Regions from separate parts of the Mus musculus genome. Here region 2 is linked to region 1. Evidence: chromatin loops called from intact Hi-C (ENCODE). Cell type or tissue: left cerebral cortex. All regions are shown on one strand.

Region 1 (8,000 bases):
GGAGCAGTTGACTTAGCTCACACTGTACAGGCAAGAGAAAGAAAGCCAGGAACCAAGTCCTGTGGGGGCCCTGGTGTCAGGGTTAATTAGCAGGGGACTCTGTCTGCAAAGGAGAAGCAGGAAAAGTGTGGGGAGATGCGACCGAGGAGACAAAGTGAGAGAGACTCAGGCAAACCCAGTGCCACAGGCTTCAGGATGAACACATGTGGGCTCATTGGCCTGTACTTTGTATTCCTGTGACTGATGATGCAAAGGGGCAAGGAAGAGACTGGGGAGATGGCTCAGCAGTTAAGTGCACTTTCTGCTCTTCCAAAGGACGTGTGTTCAATCCCCAGCACCTACGTGGTAGCCCATGACTGTCTGCAACTCCAGTTCCAGGGGACCCAGTGGGGCATAGATCCATGCAGGACAACATTCATCCACATAAAAATATTTAAGAGAAGACAAACTAAATAAATTATTCTATTAAAGACATAGAATGGGTAAGGAAGAAGTAGGAAGGAGTTGGGGAGCATAAGAGTTTGTTGGTCCCAGAGACGTATTATGGTTTGTTATTTGGGACCACCATGTATGTCCTGCTTTGGTGGTCATTGTCCTTGGCTTGGGCTGGAGGAGTCACTGTTCTGGCTCATCTGCCCTGTGCCCTGTCAATGCAGGGGAAAGGGACCCAGCACTGTCACCCATCCACAAAACTTAGACCCTCCTCAAACTCTGCTCCCACCTTGGGTTCCATAAAGTAGTTCCAGAAGGTGCTGGGAATCTTCATCACTATGCGGTTCTACTGGTGGCTGATCTCCTTGTCTCCCCCGAGCCCTAGCAACACTACCTTTCTTGGACCACTGATGTCTGTGGGGCCCGAGACTTAGTAAGGGCTCTCATGTCCAGCCAGTTGCTTCCTGCCTGCCATAGCTCTGTCAAGACTGTGAGTGAGAGGCAGGGAAATGCATGCTAAGCCAACAGGTTCCAATGTTGTCCCACTCCAACATGGCTTCTCAGTGGGACCTGGAAGAGGAAGAGAGTGGGAGGAAGGGTCTGGAAGGGTGAAGTTCTTACTTAGGACATCTAGGTAGTGTTCCAAGTTCTTTTGGGACAGGTTGGGAGGGAGACATTGTTCCCAGTGTAGACAGGAGTAGACTGGGGAGTCAAGGGGGCTGTCTGGAAAAGGAGGCTCACAGACTTCAAGTCAGTCCCCACACACAGTGTGGGAAGACCCAGCTAACCAGGGCTTTAGTAGGGCTGGTTCCTTGCTGCAGTAAGAGATGCAGCTTCATGGGTCACACGGCCCCTAATGGAGGAGCTAGAGAAATTACCCAAGGAGCTAAAGGGAACTGCAACCCTATAGGTGGAACAACAATATGAACTAACCAGTACCCAGGAGCTCTTGTCTTTAGCTGCATATGTATCAAAAGATGGCCTAGTCGGCCATCACTGCAAAGAGAGGCCCATTGGACTTGCAAACTTTATATGCCCCAGTACAGGGGAACGCCAGGGCCAAAAAGGGGGAGTGGGTGGGTAGGGGATTGGGGAGTGGGTATGGGGGACCTTTGGGATAGCATTGAAAATGTAAATGAGGAAAATACCTAATAAAAAAAATTGAAAAAAAAAAGTCTAAAGCCTAAAACCCCAAGAAATTCCAAGATTATAAGGCCTTGAATACATTTTTAAAATAAATTATTTAGAATATATATATATATATATATATAAAGAGATGCAGCCCCACTCTGCCCCGCTGCAGTGATGGGCTCTGGTCTGCTGTGTGTAGCCCTGGAGCGACTGAGACTTAACAAAGTCATTCCTGGCTTCAGCTTTTTCTGTGGAATGACCTTAGAGCTGTCTGTCATTCAGAACTTGAGCTTTCTGAGTGTCAGTCTTGGCCTCCGAGTCATTTCGGTCAGGTTTGGGAACCCCGAGGGACGGGCTTCCACTGGAGGCTGCTGTGGCAGGCAGTGTGTGGAGCAGCTGTGAGTTCTGGCTTTATTCTTAGACTGAGAGGAAGGGGAGGGAGGGGGCATTCAGAGGTGTGAGTTGGGAGTGAGGACCGCCACAGGAGACAGGAGCCACAGTACTAAAGGCCTGGACTCTAGGCCTTCACAGCTCTTCCCCTGCCCCCTTACCATTGGCTGAATATGGTTCTTAAACGGGTGTTCTTGGTCTTCTGGGGCATGTTTGGGGAGGCAGAGGAAATGACCATCAGTGAGGGATGAGTTCAAGGGAAGGCTGAAGATTTTATACTCTTTGATTTGGGACCCAGGGTTTCCCTCTCAGTTCCGAGTCCTGGATACCATCAGCCCTCAGCCAAGGCACATCCTAACGGCTTGGAGGATATTGAAATCATTGTGTACCATGTCTGCAGCTGCCCACTTGCCTCCCAAACTGACCAATGATGTGGGGCAGCTCGATCACAGTTTAAGGTGGGGAAATCAGGGACTGTAAGCAGTAAGAAAAGACGATCTCAGATGCAGATGAACTGCCCTTCCAGGAGCGTGTGTGGAAAGGGCTGCCGGGAGTCCTTCCTCTTCCTCACCTAGGGCTCTTGTCATAGGTTTTTTTTTTTGTTGTTGTTGTTGTTTTTTTTTTTTTTTGTCTGTCTATCTGTCCGTTAGGTTTTTCTGGCCCTCCGCTGTCGCCCACAGGGCCCTGAGTTGGAACTGAAATGCTAGAATTTCCTACTCGAGGTTTTGCCTCCAGGTTTCCAGAAAGCACGCAGCAGGGACTAGCTAATGGAATGGGCTGTGGAAAGAGGTTAATGCAGAATTGGGGGTGGGTGACGTGGATACTGCCTCTCTTGGCCACCCCCAAGGCTCTTGACGTCTCTGTCTCACCCTACCTCCTGCCTTTCGGCTAGGTCTTCTGATATCCTTCGTATCTTCTACCCACTCCATGGCTTTCCTGCTTCCTCTCTAGCCCCCGCAGTTCCTCTGCTCCCCCAAACTGCAGCCAGGGGAAAAAGCCCTAACACATTCTCCCGCCCCTGCTCCCCAGTCGCATTGGTTCCCTACCCCCCCTTGCAGCACCTGGTGCCCTCAGTCTTCTAATTGGCCAGCGGCCCCATCAATCCTTGCCTGGCTGTGCTGACGTCATCCTGCAGTAGCGGGGATGGGGTGGGAGTGAGAGAGAGATAGAGAGAGCAAGCGAGAGTGAGGACGCTGGGCTGGAGACTGAAGAGAGAAGCTACTGCAAGTCCCCCATCTCAGCCACCCAGCGGGTCTGAACACATCTGCTATATGGACTAGAGTGGTCGGCAGGCTCCTTTCCGATCTTGTCCCCCTGCCCTTCCCTCGTAGTCTCTGCATTTCTCCCCCAAGGTGGCATTAGCAGGCTTGAGGCTCCCAGGGGATAGGAACGCCTGGCCTGGCGTGCTTAGCACCGCACCATGACCCTCCTGCTGGTGTCCCTTTTGCTGGCCTCTCTGCTTCAAATCAGCTCTGGCAACAAAGGTGAGATAGACGGGGATGGGAGCCTCTGAACTGGGGCGTCAGGCTGAGCAATATGGGGGTAAGGAGGGAAGGGGATGTTCAGGCTCTCTGGTGTCCGAGACAGGTGTCCTTTCCTTTCTCACCACCCCCTTTCCATCCTTTTTTCAGACTGGCTCTCACTTCCAAGGGCCAGCTCCTCCTCGCTGGTCCATCTCTACATGTGCTTGCCTAACATCCTGCTTGTATATCTGTTCCCACCTGGGGTCTCTCTGCCCCCTCCCCCAACCCTTCCATGCTGGTAGATACCTCCTGTCTCAAAGGGACTTGCTCCCCGAGGGTGACATTCCCTCAGGTTCCGTTTCACTGGGTGTTCATGCATACTAAGGGTGTGTGGCAGATCCATCTGGCTGTCTTCATCCCTTCCTGGGGAGAAACTGTGTACCGCAGCTCAGTAATTCCGAGCACGTATGTATTTTCGTGTCTCTCTGCATCCATACCCTTCTGCCTGCATCCGCTGGGTTGTGGGTTACCACAGCTGCCCTCTCTGGCAGAGAGCAGATAAATTCAACTGGGTGAGACTGTCAGAGGGAAGGGGAGGTTGGGGCCAGGGGCCGAGGGTTCAGGTAGGTAGAGGGGACAGAGAAAGTCTGAAAAGGGAAGAAAAGGGTGTGTGTGGAGGGGTGCTCCAGGAAGGAGGTGAGAAGGGAATCTGAGGAGGGAAGGGGAGGTGAGGAGTGGGAATAAGAAGTGGATCAGAAAGGAGGAAGGTAGAGGCAGAAGGAGGAAAGGAGAGAAGTGGGGGAGGAGGAAATCAAGGAAGAGCCAGGAAGCAAAGAAGGGATGAAGAACGGATATAGGGCAGCAGGTAGACATAAGACAGGGGTAGGAAGGAGGGCTCATTTGGTAAGGGCATAAAGACAGGGTTGTAGGGTGCCTGGCTCGGCCCTTGGTACCCTCTGCTCTTCTGTCTGCTGTCTCCCATGTCTGGCTGGAGCTCCTACCTCAGGGTGGTCCTCCTGGCTCTCAGGCTTCTTCTCACTTCCTGCTCGGCCTCCCATACACCATCTCGAGGCCTTCATTAAGGGAGAGGGTTACGGTGGTCATCCCCACGAAATGGAGAGGCCTGCAGATACCAGGATGTTGGTTGGGCTGTGGTTATGGGAATGGACAGAAATCAAAATTTCTTGCTCATCATGAGACACTGGGGTGAGAGCCCTCTGGTGACTCAGTTTCTCTCTGATGATCTATCCTCCCCTCTCCATGTCTGCCTTTGGGAACATGGATGGGGGGCATAGTGGAGTTAGGTGGAGCAAGTGGTGGAGGTTGGTTCTAGGGATGTATGTTTTCCCTATGACATCTCGAGAGCTTGAAGGAAGTTGATCCTGGGGAAGAGACCCTCCTTGAGAGGAGTCTGGTAGGAGACAGTGTGATGTGGAATAGGCAAAATTAGGGTTCAGACAGGTCTGTGGGGGAGCACGGGGTGTGGAGATCCCGAGAGGACCTAGAATGTACCGGTTATGATTGTATTCTCTTGGGTGTGGGGATGGGAAGGGAGGGATTTGCTGTGTTTCTAGGCCAGCTCCATAATCCCTTAGGATGGGTCCAGGCACAGCGCTGATTTCTATCTTCTATCCCTTCCCCTCTGCCCCCTCCTGCTGTCCTATATAATTGCCTTCTTTCCTTTCTCCTTTTCTGGGAGAGCGGTCTGAAGTCTGGGCCCGATCTGGAGAAGTATAGGGTGAAGGGTTGAAATCCAGCAGGTGGGAGAAGGGGTAGAAAGGGGGTAAACGACTGAGATTTCAGGAAACTGGGCTCTACTCTTGCCCCAAGTCTTAACTCTCAGTTCATCCTTCCCGTCCTTTCTCAAGACCTTCCGAGGGCTCACCATTGTTTCCTGAGGTTCCCATCACCATTTGCTACGGCAAAAAAAGACCTTATAGGAGATTCTCTACCCCTAACCATGATTCTCAGGGAGAGACAGTAGTCCCTTCCCCACAGGAAGGTAGTTGCCATGAAACTGTCTCTCCAGTTATAGAAGGCTGTGACCTCCTACGAGAGTTGCTGGTTCCTTCTGTAGCTCATCCTTCTCCCTCCGGCAAGGTGGCAAGGCATGAAAAAGGGGTCGCTATTGGGTGCAGGGTTAACAAGGGCAGCATCCTGGGAGTGGATGGTCAGCTCACTTTCTCTCTTCTTCCTGGGGTGGGGCCAGCCAACAAGCACAAGCCATGGATCGAGGCAGAGTACCAGGGCATTGTCATGGAGAATGACAACACGGTCCTGTTGAACCCACCACTCTTTGCCTTGGATAAAGATGCTCCACTGCGCTATGCAGGTAACTGGCAGGATTGAGAAAGTGGGTGGGAAGGCAGAAGAGAAGGGAGGGGTGAGAGGTCATAGGAGCTGGAGCAATGGGAAGGTGGGCACAAGCCCAGGGAAAGCATCAGAGGAAGGGGGTGTGAGGAGGAGAATGGGCTGCGCTGAAGAACCTAAGGTGCAATGGAGCATGTCAGAGTTGAGCAGCCAGGGATTAAACACATTATTAGATTTTACAGACCTTAGACCTGCTTGTTGCTCAGGGAAATTGGATGTCATTGATATTTCATGTCATCAAGAGTAGGTCTGGAGTTTGGGGGGAGATGTATAACTGGGCACAACCCAGCCAAAGAGTCTGCGGGCTGGTCATGGGGTCCTCACATCTTTTCCTGCCTTGCCAGGTGAGATCTGCGGCTTCCGGCTCCATGGATCTGGGGTACCCTTCGAGGCTGTGATCCTGGACAAGGCAACGGGTGAAGGGCTGATCCGGGCTAAGGAGCCCGTGGACTGTGAGGCCCAGAAGGAACACACTTTTACCATTCAGGCTTATGACTGTGGCGAGGGACCCGATGGCACCAATACCAAGAAGTCTCACAAGTGAGGAAGGCTATCTATCTGTTATGGGACCCTTCTCCCTCCTTCAACAATGCTTTCCCAGAGACAGGGCTCTCCTTTGCTAGGTGATACTATGATGCTCAGTTGAGCAAGTTCAGTCATTGCAGGATAGACCAACCCAAATCTGGGGGTGGAACCTATGACCTCACCTACACCCAGGAAACACTACCAATGGGCTATATCTCCAGCCCTAAATTTACTATTGCAAAGTTACTGATAATCATGAGTAATAGCATCTATTTTCTTCTTTCTCACTTGTCAACTGACTACTGTTTGTTCTAACATAAAAATAGTGCTCTTAGTCCTTGACCATACTAACTGAATGTCACCCCACCCCTGCTATTCATAGAGTGTAGGGATCTCTAGTCAAGGTCACAGGCAGACAGACACAAGAGTTCCATGACATCTCACCCCACTTTGCCTTTTGCAACCTAGGGCAATGTACTTAGCCTTTCTGAACTTGCTTTTCCTTGTCTATGGGGTAGAGATGTTACTGGGTGTATTATAGGAGGTGGTTTGTATAAAAAGCCTGCACCTTTGCACCTGCTGCAGAGCACAGGGGCATTGTGATGGACAAGCAAATTCTACATGCAGCCAGACCCATTCCAAGTACCTCCTCTGGTCCACTTGCAACACACGGCTTGGAGGGGCCAGGGAGGGTAGGGGATGGTTTCTCCATAGAGGAAGACTGGGCCTCAGACACCAACATCTGTTACTAGCTAACTTCTCACTTGAGAATGGTGGAAAGCTCAGCAGTAAGGAATCCTGGATCACTGAGAGGCAGCGGAGATCAGAAGGTCTTTGTGACTTAGTTTCCCATTTAGAGAGAAGATCTTTGTCTCTGAGCCTCAGAGCCTGGCTCTTGGCTAGAGGCAAGGTATAGAATGACGTTCCTAGACCTGGCTCTGTTGGCCTGGGAAGGGTCCCGACTGACATGTACAGTTTAGGCTGGTGAACTACTCAGTTCAGACAAAGGAATTCTAGTCAAACACCGCTTCCTTGATGGCTGGTTTTAACTTTTTTTTTTTTTGTCTGTGTCTTTTTCATTTCTTCTGTAAGATCAGACTTTTGCTAAGTCAGGGACCTTTTGAATTTTATTTTGAAATATATTTTAGTTTGTTGCCTTTCCCCTCACCTTGGCATCCTAGTGAGGGCTCGCAGATACACTCAGAGCTATGTTGTGGAGCACGTGGATAGACAGAGAGGGCAGTTGAAAGGGATTGGAGGTACGCTGAACCTATCCGTCCTCCTCCTCCTCCTATGTTGCCTTCTGGACAAAAATCACCAACATGGCTTCTGATATTCTCCGGGGCTTGTTCCCTCTCCCCCATACCATTCTTCCTTTCCTTGAGCCCTCTCCCTTGTATGGTTTTCTATCTGTTATGTACAGCCCAGTATCCTGTGGAGTGGGGATGAGCAGTCTCAGGAGTAGACTGGCCCCCTCCTGCCCTCATTCCCAATCAGGATTCCTGATTGCAGTTTCCTCAGTGCTCGAAGCTGGCTAAGGCTTCCATATCGATTCTGCTCCTATGCGTGCAGGGCAACCGTGCATGTTCGGGTCAATGATGTGAATGAGTTTGCCCCGGTCTTTGTGGAGCGTCTGTACCGTGCTGCAGTGACGGAGGGGAAGCTGTATGATCGGATCTTACGTGTGGA
Region 2 (8,000 bases), 48 kb after region 1:
TACCAATGTTCCCCTTGGCTACCTTAACCTTTGGGTCAGATCTCTGTTCAACTCTGCTCACATCCTATTAACCACGTCAGAAATGTCTTCTCTGGAACTATAAGATTAATTTGACCTAAACCTCCCTAAGCTCTCTGCTCCCCTCCAGGGCTGATGACACCAAGATATAGGTAATTAAGACTATCCTATTTCAGGCCAGTGAGCTTTGCCTAAAAGCCTCTAGTCACCGGCTCTTTCTCTACTATTGTACCAATTCCTTCCCCATCCCCTGGCCCTGTTAAAACAGGGTAAGACACCTTAGTTTTCCAGAGAGTCTTTGTCGGTCATACGGTCCATCTTTAGTTTTGATGGCTTTCAGGTAAATCTTTTTCCTTGGCCCTACAACCTGTATTTGAGTCATTGGCTGTTTCGAGTGGTGAGGTAACAGATATGGTTTGGCAGCAGTATTTTAAAAATATATCTTCTGTGTCTTTGCTGGGGATCTGTAATTTTTAATGTTTGAAATGAACTTTGAGCCTTGGGCATGGGGACTTCTTGCTGCTCCTGGCACATACTCGGCAAGTGGCCTACCACTGAGCTGTATTCCCAGCCTGGCTCTGTGTGTTTTGTCGATTCAGAAGGATTTATAATTGCTCAATGAAACATTTTAGAACTATTTGATTAGCATTTAAAGAAATAGGTTGTCATTGTGATATTTTTTCTGTACAAATATCACTATATTTTGTTCTTATTTGGCCCCAGTGTCCCCCACTTCCACTCTGCCCTTTCTGCTGATTTCTTTTCCTCACTCAATTAACTCCCCTTTGTGGTAATGAAGCTTTTTCTTAAATGATAAGTACCCTAAAATAACGCTAATGCCTCTGTCATCTCAGAACTGGGCGCTTATGTTGATACGGTCCAGCCTGAGATGTTCGGGGGTCTTGGTAAGTGAGGGAACTTTGATTGATACCTGAACATTTTTTGCAGTGTGATATGAGATTCTGAGTACTATGTAAGACTTTTACCTCAACTGAATTAAAAGAAGATACCCTTCCAAATGTGCCTGTGTGAAGACCTTGGTTCACAATTTCTTGTATAGCAACCCCAGGGAGGGGGTTTGGATCCTCATTCTTTTTTTCTTTTCTTGTTTTCTCTCTCTCTCTTTCTTTCTTTCTTTCTTTCTTTCTTTTTTTTTTTTTTTTTTTTTTTTTTTTTTTTTTTTTTTTTTGACTCAGAGATCTGCCTGCCTCTGCATCCCAAGTACTGGGATTAAAGTTGTGCACTACTATGTCTTGATGGATTCTGGTCTTAAAAACAAGAACAACAGTAAGAACAAGAACAAGAACAAACTAAAGCATCCCCCTCCAAGAGAAAAGAATGTGGACTTGAAAACGTACAAAGAAATTTGTTTGTTCAAGTGAAATTGTGTAAATGTAAATTGCACTTAAAGAACACAGAATTGACAAAATTGGTTAAGTTATAAGCTAGAAGTGGATTTCATTATTGGTCAGGAAATCAGCCTAGGGATCCCGGCAGGGACAGAGCTCATCTCAGCAAGGGGTGTGGTGTCACACGTGTGTAATACCAGCACTCAGAAGGGAGAACTAGGACCGGGAATTCAAGGCCTGCCTGGGCTACATGAGAACCACCATAATGCCCCTCTCCATTGAAGCCAGGCACAGCAGCTCATGTCCACGATCCTAGCATACAGGATGTGGAGGCTTGGGAATTGCAGCAAGCTTGAGTCTGGTTACACAGTGAAAAATAAGATCCAGGAACTGGGCTATCTAGGTCAGAGGCCAGCAAAGCACGACGGAGCCTGTGCCCTGTTTTCGTACAGTCTAAAAGCTGGGCATGTGGGGTCCCCCCCCTTAAAGCAATTGAAATAAAGTTATAAGAATGGTTTATCGTGGAAGTTAAATGAAGCAGTATCTTCATTGCTCACAAGAACTTTGACTGGAATACCGCCATGCTTGTTCTATGGCCCTATTGTGAAATGACAGAGAAGCAGGGACAGACAGTGTAGATCCAAACGTGTTCATTGATTGGCTCTTTACAAAGCTTGATGCTAATGGCCTAGATGCAAGTCCCAGCTTTTAAAACCCATATCACAGTCCCAGGCAAGATCCAACAGTTTTTGTCTCGGTTCCCTCGCCTGTTAAACAGGGATGCCTTGACATTAATAGTTATGAAGTGGATCATATAAGTCAGTATTTGAAAAATGTTTAAATCAAGCCTGTGGTGATGTAACTTGGGTCTGAAAATTAGAGGATTTCAGCCTATTCCTCTTGAATTGGCTAAATATTAAGGAATGTTTACCTTTATTTTATAACTTCTTATTTTATGGGTAAAATATGATTTTAACTTTGAACTTAGATGAAGAAGATATGGTTTCATATTTAAAACTTTAATGAGCTAATTATAAATATTAAGCACCCACATAACTTAATTTAGCCTTTCCCCTGGGACTGTGGGCCAGGCATTGTGAAGAAGTCTTTGGCTTATATCAAAGGTCTTTAAGGTCTACAAGGAAGACTTCTCCAAGTCTGGGATGCAGGGCTGTAGGTGTCTGGTGCTTGCACTGTTTAAATTTGTGTGCGGTATACGATGTATGTGTGGTGTGTGTGTGTACACAACTCTCAGGGGAAATAACTTTTCTGCTACTTTGTGGGCCCAAGGGATTAAATTCAGGCCCTTAGGCCTGTGTATAAACACCTCTACCACTGAGCCACGCTGCCAACTGCTTGCATCGATTCTGACTTCCTAGCTATTTGATTTTTGTGCAAGTCTTATTTGTAAAAGGAGGTTAGTAATAGCTTTCTCATAGGAGTATTATGAAGATTATGATTAAAAGTGCTAATGCTCACCAAGTGCTTAAGGCAACACCTGGGGGTTAACATGCATTTCATAAGCATCGGTTATTATCTCAATTATTCTCCCAAGATCTTGGCATGGTAAATTCCTGCTAATCAGTTACTAACCTCCTAGCAGAGTAGGAGGTTATGTGTGTGATGCGTTTTGAATGCTTCTGGGAGATGCTCTCCCATTTCCCCATGACCAGAAATTCAAACCATCATATGCTTTCCTTAAACACTGCTTTCTCCAGAGATTCTCCTGTTTTAACATATTCATCTTCCAAGATGGCATCCTTTCCTCCTTGGTGTGGTTTAGTTTATTCGTTGCTAGGTGTTTTTTTCTTTACAATGGCAGCCTGGAAACAGTGGACAGGGATGAAATTTGTGGTCAAGGAGAATGGGTGTATGTGTGTGTGTTAGGGCCTCTGAAAGATACTGACAGTGTACTAAAGACAGAAACATTGCACAATATTCTGCCTTGTTCAACCACTGCAGTTATAAGGGCAATTTCTATTTTCCCAGGGACGAATTTACACTGCCTGTGTTCCCTGAGGAAGGCTACCTTTGAAATCATCAGGGCAGCAAAGAACCAAGCCTGCCCCAGGGCGCCACCTACAGACTACCTGCTTCTCCCGCACCCCGGGTTGGGACGTACGTCAGGCCTTTCTAGAACCAGTTTCCTCCTAGCCCACCTACCAGCACTCTGAACCCCTCCCCTTCTCAGGACGTCAAGGAGTCCGTCGGTCTTGGACCTAGGTGAGCTATCAAGGTTTGCTTTCCAGTGTGACCTTGAGGTCTGGCACCCGAGCCATTTCTCTGGCAGATGGTGGAGCCTGAGGCTTAGGTTCATATTCCCTGATCAAAGGTATTCCTTGCCACGTTTCCCCAACTTGGAGCTGCAGGGAATCAGGCCATCGTGACCTTGACCAGTAGGAAAGAGGAGAGAGGAGTGACTCACAGCACTCTCCCCATCCATTACAGGATTGAGGTCTCAAAATGCGTTGGACCCTATTTTAGTCACCAGAATTTGTCATCATCCGGAGCTATTTTCTTCATTACGCAGAGATGGTAGAGGCAGGCCCCTGTCTCCTTGGAGGCTGTGACGCTGTCCTGAAGGAGCGTCTGTTGGAAGGGGGGTCAGGCCTAGGAGGCCGAAGCAGGTCATAGATTTGACCTCCGAAATCTCCCGGGCTCAGTTTGGGCGATTTAGAGGTGCAGGAGAACCAGGAAAGAGAGCTGAACCGTGGAACCTGAAACCTTGGTTTTTCTCCAAAGCCAGAGAGGCCTCTTCTAGCTCCAGTCCTCTGAGTTTTCCACTAATAAATCCTGGCGTTCTAGGGACTACTGCAGGTTTCCCCAATCCAACTGTCCAGGACTGTCTCCTTTAAGGATCTCGGCTCCGCCCATCACGCTGCGCAAGCTTGAGGCCCCGCCCCTTTACCCGTTTCCGTTGAGCTGGGCCGCAGCGCCGCCGTCCCGGCCCCTTTAAGGCCGAGTCCCGCCCCCTTGCTCCCGCCCCCTCCCTTCCCCCAGCCCACTCCGGGTGCCTCGGCCGGTCGGACGGTGCGGCCCGCGACGGCGAGCATTGGAGCCTGGGGGCGCGGGGTCGAGGCCCGTAAGTCCCCGCCGCTGCGGTGGCCTCGTGGGACGGGGTCGAGGCTGGGGCGACGGGGCTGGGGGCGCGGGGCGCTGGGCGGGGACGGGCGCGGCCGGGGAGGGGGCTCAGGTGACACGAGCTGGGATCGGGACCCGCAGCTGGCGCCTGACCGGGGGTGTGGGTCCCGGTGTACGGTGGAAGGCGTCCCCGCTGTCCCTCGTCAGGTTAGAGTTCGGGTCTAGCCGTGTTTATGATGCGCTCCCCGTGCTCCCCAGGGGTCCAGGCCCTTTTGTAGAGCTGCTGTTGGCGGGTGGTGTCTGAGCTGCCGTCCGCTGGAGGGGAAGCCCGAGCCGAAAGCAGCGTTTCGAGTGGGAAGGCAGGACACAGCCTCCTCTTGGACTCCAGACACACCTCGGGGGGTGGCCCCGGGGGCCTGGCCCTTGTGGAGCCGTCGTGGGCCCATCTGCTCTAGATAGGGCCTGAGGCGTGCGTTGGGAAAGTCTGGCTTCCCGACCACAGTTCTAATCTTCTGTCCATCAGGGAAGCTGCTGGTCACCATGGCAATGCGGGAGCTGGTGGAGGGCGAATGTGGGGGTGCCAACCCGCTGATGAAGCTGGCCACCCATTTCACCCAGGACAAGGCCCTTCGGCAGGAGGGACTGAGGCCTGGCCCCTGGCCTCCGGGAGCCTCAGCAGCAGAGACCGTGAGTGTTCTAGGAGAGCCTATTTCTTCCACCTGACAGCTGCTTTCTCTGTGTTAAAGTAATAGCAGTCACCATTCAGTAACACTGGAGTGAGCCTTGTGCGGCTTTACACAGACAAGGACTACTATTTTATAGACAAAGAAGCTGAGGCTTTGTGAAGGCTCTTGACTTGCCTCAGGCCACCTAAGCAGTAGAGTTAGAGTTGGGTTGTAGCCTGCTATTGTCTCTTTCCTTCTTATCTTAGGTTTCCAAGCCTTTGGGAGTAGGAACTGAAGACGAGGTAAACAGAGCAAGTTTCTTTTCTGTCTTTTTTTTTTTTTGGGGGGGGGGGTTGTGGTGATTTTTTTTTTTTTTTAAATCAGTCCACTCATACTTCAGTCTTTGAACTCTCTTTACCAAATGAGATTGCCTGCCAATGTTTTCGTCTACTTTTTGGGGTATTTTTCTGGTTTCCAAATTTACAGATAGATTTTTTTTTTTCTTTATTTATCTCCAGTTTTCGTTTCTCTGTCCAACATCAGTGGGCCCTGCCTCTGGCTGAGGCCCTCTGATCCTAATGTTCATCCGACCATCTCTCTGTAATAGTTGGTGTCAGAATTCCTGCAGGACCAGAATGCAACTCTTGTATCCCGAGCCCCTCAGACCTTCAAGATGGATGACCTCCTGGCAGAGATGCAGGAGATTGAACAGTCAAACTTTCGCCAGGCTCCTCAGAGAGGTGGGTTCAGGGCCTGGTAAGACGGGAAGAGGCCAGAGGGCTTCCATCCTTGGGTTTTGCTGGCATCGGGGGACTGAGATGCTGAGGAGAAAAAGGAGGTGTTGCCCATGAGTGAGTGTGAAGGAACCTGTTTTCTTTTTTTCTTAGTCTTCTCTTGTCTCTTTTAAGCCCCTGGTGTGGCAGATTTGGCCTTGTCTGAGAATTGGGCCCAGGAGTTTCTTGCAGCTGGAGATGCTGTGGATGTAGCTCAAGATTATAATGAGACCGACTGGTCCCAAGAATTCATCGCCGAAGTTACAGGTGAGGCTTGTGGGGACATCTGTAGTAGTTGTTAGGGAGCATTTACATGTCCTGTGTTGCTGGGCGTCCTGATTCCTCTTGGGATGGAAGGTGATTTTCGCTACTAATGACTTTTCTAGTTTCTTGATTCATTTCTGTAGGATGTTAAATGTGACTTCTTATAACAATTGTAGGTAATCAAAACATAATAAAGAGAAAAGTGGGTTTGGTTGGAAAAAAAAGAGAGGGGGTGGAGAGGGAGAGAGAGAATATGAATGAGAGATTAGATCTGCCTCTTTATCAGTAACTTGACTGCTTAAGTCTAGTGGAGAGGAGCTAGAGATTGGATGGGTAGCCCAGGAAGAGAGCAGTATTCATCTCGGCACCTAGGACTCTGGCAATTCAACCATCTTGAGTAGGACTGGGGTCTGAGAAAATTGATTGTGGAGTTCAGAACCCTGAAGTCTGGCTAGGCTGCCTGTATATATATTGGCTTTTCATTTGTAGATTGAACAAACTGTGGATAGAAAATGGAAAATGTATGTCTGCACTAAACGTATACATGCTCTTTGAGTTTTTAGACAGGATCTCTGTAGTCCAGACTGTCCTCCAAATTCCAGTGTAACTGAGATCTTCCTGCCCTCGCCTCCTGAATGTTGGGACTACAAGTATGAACCACTATGCCTGGCCATGTGTGTGTGTGTGTGTGTGTGTGTGTGTGTGTGTGTGTGTATTCACTATTTCCTAATTGATATAATTGCTATATATGTAACATTTACATTATATAGGGTATTATAAGTCATCTAGAGATGTCAGAATAATGGGAGGATTTTTGTGGGTTATATGTAAATATATCATTTCACGTAAGAGACTTCAGTCTTCAGAACTTTGTATCTGTATGGGTTTTAGAAACTAATTTCTTTATGGATGGTCTTTGAGGGTAAAGATCATCTGTAACAATAGAAATAATATCAGCTTCTCTGTGTTAAGTGCATTGAATGTGTTGTTTACTTATCTCTGCAAGATCCCAAGTTCTAGCTGTTGTTTTTAGGACCATTTTCTAGATAAGAATACTGAGTTTATGACTTGCTTAAGATAAAGCAGCATTGTGAGTGACTTGGTTTTTGGTTTTAATGTTTTTTCTTTTTAAAGATTTATTTATTTTATTTCTGAGTACACTGTTGCTCTCTTCAGACACACCAGTAGAGGGCATCAGATCCCATTACAGGTGGTTGTGAGCCACTGTGTGGTTGCTGGGAATTGAACTCAGGACCTCTGGAAGAGCAGTCAGTGCTCTTAACCACTAAGTGATCTCTCCAGCCCAATTTTTTTTTTTCTGGTTTTTCGAGACAGGGTTCTTCTGTATAGCCCTGGCTGTAGACCAGGCTGGCCTCGAGCTCAGAAATCTGCCTGCCTCTGCCTCCCAAGTGCTGGATAAAGGTGTGCGACACCACACCTGGTTCATTTTTTTTTTTTTTAAGTAGAATATCTTTTTATTTTTCTTAGGCATTTTATACATGTTAACAGTAAGTCTCACAGCACCCCACTCCAGCCTCTGGTTCCCACATTCTTTCCACTCACTCTTCTGAGACATCCCCTTTGGCAAGGTGGGGTGAGCGAGACGTCCCGTTTAGTGCTGAGTGTGCGACGGTCCCTTAGTCTCAGCACTCTGACACTGCAGAGAAGTGCCTCTGGCCCGGGTTGGGGGCAGCGCTGATCTACAGATAGGAGCACAGTGGACAGTTTGACAGTCTGTTGTCTAGGTTTCTCCTTAGGTGTCACTGGGAATAACTCTGTGGACGGAGCTGTTACTCTGTTCAGCCAGGCCACACGCTTAAGAGTCTTAGCCCAATGTGTGTCTTTGGGGC

Evidence for each region. A loop is a pair of places that touch in the nucleus more often than their neighbours do. Peaks named below come from ENCODE experiments on the same cell type or tissue, not always from the same donor. Only the 100,000 strongest peaks of a DNase experiment are listed, where the experiment ranks them.
Region 2: a loop joins it to region 1, with 3 times the contacts of the local background. A loop is called at or near these places in 5 of 42 quality-filtered maps.

What each region holds. Positions count from the first base shown.
Region 1 is chr6:124,459,858-124,467,857 of GRCm38, reverse strand. It overlaps Clstn3 (calsyntenin 3), which reads left to right and starts at 3,074. Exons shown (of 18, transcript NM_153508.4): 1 at 3,074-3,437; 2 at 5,626-5,748; 3 at 6,131-6,326; 4 at 7,884-8,000. The coding sequence starts at 3,374. In left cerebral cortex, no CTCF peak of the experiment used is centred here; DNase peaks (open chromatin) are centred at 2,043, 2,289, 2,962 and 3,735; H3K4me3 peaks cover 3,851 bases; H3K27ac peaks cover 2,763 bases.
Region 2 is chr6:124,411,422-124,419,421 of GRCm38, reverse strand. It overlaps Pex5 (peroxisomal biogenesis factor 5), which reads left to right and starts at 4,355. Exons shown (of 16, transcript NM_001277805.1): 1 at 4,355-4,449; 2 at 4,972-5,135; 3 at 5,380-5,415; 4 at 5,721-5,853; 5 at 6,022-6,153. The coding sequence starts at 4,989. It overlaps D830015G05Rik (a long non-coding RNA gene), which reads right to left and starts at 4,350. Exons shown (of 4, transcript XR_378022.4): 1 at 3,531-4,350. In left cerebral cortex, CTCF peaks have their summits at 3,447 (motif pointing left) and 7,311 (motif pointing right); DNase peaks (open chromatin) are centred at 3,877, 4,244, 4,925, 5,152 and 1 more place; H3K4me3 peaks cover 2,582 bases; H3K27ac peaks cover 2,712 bases.